2 separate regions of the Homo sapiens genome follow, and region 2 is linked to region 1. Evidence: chromatin loops called from intact Hi-C (ENCODE). Cell type or tissue: PC-9. All regions are shown on one strand.

Evidence for each region. A loop is a pair of places that touch in the nucleus more often than their neighbours do. Peaks named below come from ENCODE experiments on the same cell type or tissue, not always from the same donor. Only the 100,000 strongest peaks of a DNase experiment are listed, where the experiment ranks them.
Region 2: it touches region 1 in a loop (9-fold over the local background); 1 of 110 quality-filtered maps calls a loop at or near these places.

Annotation. Positions count from the first base shown.
Region 1 is chrX:74,117,703-74,120,202 of GRCh38, forward strand. All of the region lies in intron 5 of FTX (FTX transcript, XIST regulator), which reads right to left. Among named protein-coding and RNA genes, the nearest start is that of MIR421, 100 kb to the right of the region's middle. In PC-9, no CTCF peak of the experiment used is centred here; DNase peaks (open chromatin) are centred at 1,059 and 1,759; H3K4me3 peaks cover 866 bases; H3K27ac peaks cover 2,095 bases.
Region 2 is chrX:74,062,371-74,064,870 of GRCh38, forward strand. All of the region lies in intron 4 of JPX (JPX transcript, XIST activator), which reads left to right. The region is part of intron 5 of FTX (FTX transcript, XIST regulator); the gene reads right to left. Among named protein-coding and RNA genes, the nearest start is that of JPX, 120 kb to the left of the region's middle. In PC-9, no CTCF peak of the experiment used is centred here; DNase peaks (open chromatin) are centred at 1,231 and 1,601; H3K4me3 peaks cover 510 bases; H3K27ac peaks cover 1,992 bases.

The DNA of each region.
Region 1 (2,500 bases):
AAAATAATAAAAGTGGGATATAATAGTAGAGAATAAAGATGGCTGACTAGAAGCAGGTAGTGCGCTCTGCTCTCATGAAGAAGAAACAGAATGGCTAGTAAACACTAGTTCTTCAAATGGATCATCCACGAGAACGCATTGGGACTCGTAACAGAAGCAACGGGACCCATGGAGAACAGAGAGGAATGAAGCAGAGCAGCCACCCACCTGGAACTGGCGCAGAGGCAGTGGAAGCTCACTACCACAGGGAAAGGGTGAGTGAGGAAGAGCCCCAGGGACCCACAATTCCTCCATTGACCTTTGCAATCCTAGGAATGGGAGATCCTCCCAACCCCCCAGGCCTCCAGACTGACACAAAGAAACACCTGGAGTCTGGGCAGAGCCGTCACTCAAGGTCATGTGAAGCCCCAAGGACCTTGGATCACTGAGCACCCAGGCACCAGCTTGCATAGACCTGCCAACAAGGAAGGACGGGCTCTTTCACATGCCCCTAGGATAGAGATTGCATCCACAGTGATGAGAAGCAGACGGACTGCAGGCCCCATCTCTGCAGCTCCTCACATGACAGGGCCTCCCAAATGGGGCCTGCAGCGCAGCCATTCCACCATCTCCTGAGCACTCGGGCCAGTCTTGGCTCAGCATTTCTCTGGGGTGGAGCTCCCAGAAGAAACTCACAGGCCTTCTTCCATTGCTGGGGCCAGGGTACCCGCCCTTGCTGCCCACAGGCTAGGGAGGGAACGAAGAGCCTGATTGCTTTCACTGACACCTCCAGCACATAGCACCTGTGCATCTACCCTATGTAGAAAGAGGACAGACTTATTTACACAAGAACCATCTCTCGCCCTGCTCTTCGGCAAGCAGGCTCCCCTTGCCCTTAACTGCTTGGGCCCCACACTGCTGGGGCCCATAGGATAGCTGCCCAGCCCAGACATGATCACTCTGATCAGCTGTGGCTCTGCATTTTTCTGGGGTGGAGCTCCCTGAGGCAACTGAGAGGTGTGGTTGCAGCCACCACAGTCCCCACCCTTACTGCCCCCAGGCTGGGGAGGAAACAAAAAGCCTGAGCCCTTATGCAAGCCTCCAGCATACCAGCAGCTACCCTGCAGAGGCAGCCAGAATGCTTCCTGCGTGACCCACCACCACCAGGGCACCCTCCCAAATGGGGTTTGATGCCTTCTGGCTTCCAGTGTACCTACTCAATCCCTACATGACTATTTCATCTGTGGTCCAGAGCCCTACTAAAATCCTTACCCCCACAAGCCTGTGATCTTCCCTTAGGCTCTCACTGCCTAAGTGCTCTGCCTAACCCTACCTAAGAGTTCAGCCAGTGACCCAGGGACCAGACTGCCCCTTACCATCACGACCAGCACCTGAGGAACCCCACCCCCCACCCCAACCTAGCTCCATCAGGACTCATACATGATGTTCAGCCAGCAATCTAGGGGCTGGGGAGTTAGAGAACTACCTACCCCATTCAAATTCTGCTGACATCTGACCACTTCCCTCAGAGCCTGAGGTCCAACTGACACAACCAGCTGATATCGCCATAACCAACACACAGACCCAAAGGCAGACTCACCCCCTTTTACACAAAGAAGTAATGATATCACATTGGAGAACAGGGAAGCTGTGAAGCTATTTATATTAATTAGGCTGAGTGATGAAGTTCTGCCCCAAAACCACTCCCATGGAGAGTCACGAATTAAGCAGTCCCCAAGGCTCTCAGCCACACTGTGGCCCAGAGACAGACTACAGTATGTGACTCATCTAAGAGTCATGAGCTCTGGAACCGGGTTGTGATAAGGCAACAGTTCATATTCTTGTCTCTTTACGACAAGGGGCTTGTGCAGCGCCCCACAGTCCCACACAAAAACTTCAGCACATTTCATTAGGAGCTCCTCACACTCCTAGCCACCTCCATTAGGGCTGGTGCCTGCACTTGACATAGGAGTATTTGAGGGTAAGCCAGAAGTTCCAGCTCTGCCTAGCTGTGTCCCCCTACCCCCACAGAACAGGAAGCACATGTCACAGAGAACTTCATGCTTCAGCCCATTAGCTGAAACAACACAGAGCACCTCACAGTAAACAAAGATCAGTTACATATCCATCTGTTGTACAACCACTAGCTCTGAACCATAAAACCATTGATAAAAGAAAAACTTCAGTTGAATTATATTTTTAAAAGTTTAATTTAGCAATGAACAATTTGTGAATTGGGCAGCCCCTAGAATCACAGCAGATTCACAAAGACTCCAGTGCAGCCACATAGTGGAAGATTTATAGACAAAAAAAGGGACATGACATACAGAAATTGGAAGTGAGGTACAGAACAGCTGGACTGGTTACAGCTCAATGTATGCCTTCTTTGAACATAGTTTGAACACTCAGCAGTATATGAATGGTTAAAGTATGGCCGCTGGGATTGGCTAAGGCTTAGCTATTGTTACAAGTGCATACTACTAAGTTAGGTTTTCCATTTTGTCTGCCTATTAAGCTAGGT
Region 2 (2,500 bases), 55 kb before region 1:
CATGCAACTGATAACAGGTATATGATCTTGGGGACCTTCTGAGTTGCATTATGAAATATATCTCAGAACTGTCTAGTTGAAGGACATAAGAGGGAAGGATTTAGCCAACACCTCCCATTCCCTTATTAGTCAAGATAATCCCATGTAACCTAATTCTGCCACACATCCTATTTGCACATGTCTGACTGCCCACTGGTCTGTAATTTGCCCAGTGATTTGGCATCAGAGAAGCCCCTGTGCAAGAAGCAAGATATACACTGCACTGGGCCAGTGCAAGGCCTTGTCAGATTATGCTTGCATAGAACTGGTCACCACAGCAGTGACTCGATTAAGAGAAGACATGATTTGACATGCACACAAGCTGTACCCAAAGCACCTTACAGGTACTTGTTTTGCATTTTGTTAATATATCTCTTAAGCCTCTTTAACTCTCTAAGTTCCCCCTCGTTCTCTTATTTTTTTTATTCTTTGCAAATTATTTGTTGAAGAAATATAGTCAATTATTGTTTAGACTTTTCCAGAGTCTGGATTTTGCTGATTGAGTTTCAATGATGTCATTTAACATGTTCCCCTGGCTCTATGTTTCTTACAAAATATAAGCTAGGCAGGGTGACACACACCTGTAGTCCAAGCTACTCAGGATGCAAAGGCAAAAAAATTTCTTTAGACCAGGAGTTCAAGGCTGCAGTATGCTATGATCACACCTGTGAACAGTCACTGTGCTCCAGCCTGGGAAACACAATGAGACCCCACCCATAAAAAAAATTTAAAAGTACAGATGCTTTGTTTAACTTGAGGTACAGTTTGTATAGGAGGTCAAAATAAATGCTTCTCTCTTTACCTTTTTGAAAATCAGCTTTCCAAACAATTGTTCTCTATCATCTTCCAAAGGACATTTATTAATTTGCGAGGGCTGTCATAACAAAGTACCACAGACTGGGTAGCTTTAAACAACAGAAATTTATTTTCTCACAGTTATGGAGGCTAGAAGGCTGAAGTCAAGTTGTCAGCAGAGTTAGTTCCTCCTGAGGGGCCACCAGGGAAGAATTTTCAGGTTTAGAGATGGCCATCTTCACCCTGTGCCTTCACACTGTCTTCACTCTGTTCCTCAAAACTCTACCAGCACCTACATATTACTCAATTCAAAAGGCACTTCTATATTTTTAAAGCAGCACCCCACATTTCAGCACCAAAATCTTATATAAATGTCATCTAAATCAGATATGAGTGACTTGAGGTATGATTCAACCTGAGGCAAAATTCCTCTCCATCTGAAAACCTGTAAAACCAGACAGGTTATCTGCTTTAAAAATACAATAGTAGAACAGACATAGGATAGAAATTCCTATTTCAAGGAGAAAAAATGAGAAAAAAAAGGATCATGGATTGCAAGTAAATTCAAATCAGAACAGGGAAAATTCCATTAGATTTTAAGGCTCAAGAATAAATTTCTTTGGCTCAGTGTTCTGTCCTCTGAGCCCACCCAGGTGGTGGCCAAGCCTTCTCAGCTCTGGAAAGCAGCCCTACTCACCTCAGCCCTAGAAAACAGACCCACACCCTCTGGCACTCACAAGCAGATGCCTGGCTAGATGAAATCTGGAGGATATAGCCACATTCCCTAGGCCTATGCCTCTGGGCCCAAGGGAGAAGTAAGCCCTGCTGACCTCTGATCTACCTTTGGGTTATTCTTCTCTTTTCTTGAAGGATAAGACATGTTTACAGCTGGATAGCGCTATTGGCCCATTTTGTAGAATTCCAGAAGTCCAACAGCCTTCCTTCATTTTATCCCGTCTCTGTCCCCTTCAGTCCAAGCTAGCAGCATTTCTGCTGGTACAAAATTCTCAAAACCCTTTTGGGCCTCCTGTGCAATTCAAAGGGGGTACAAAATCAGATGAGAGTCGTTGACATATATTTCCTAGACAACTGCCTGTCTATTCCTGGATTCTGCTGAGCTGTTCATTGGATCTATGAATTGCACATGTAATATCTTTAGTAAATTGTTTTCCAGCCATATCCTTGATGTTCTCTCCAGAACACATTTTCTAAGTTTTGCAATATGAATAGGATGAGAATTTCCCAAATCTTCAAGTCTGGTTCCTTTTTACTTAACAATTCATTCCTCAAATTAATTCTCTTCTCTCACATTTTACTATAAAGCAGCAAAAAGAAGCCAGGTCAGGTCTTTGACACTTGGCTTAGAAATCTCCTCAGCTAAATATCCATTCATCACTTACAAATTCTACTTTCCACCAAACACTAGAACACAATTTGTCCAAGTTCTTTGCTACTTTATAACAAGAATAACCTTTCCTCCCGTTTCCAATAACATGTTCCTCATTTCTGTTTGAGACCGCACCAGAAGAACCTTAAACATTCATATTTTTACCATATGATGTTCATGATGATATATATATTCCATAAGATGACAGAAGCTTTCTGTCTTTACAGCTCTTCTCTTTTCTTTCTGAGCCTTCACCAAAATCATTTTAATGTTCATATT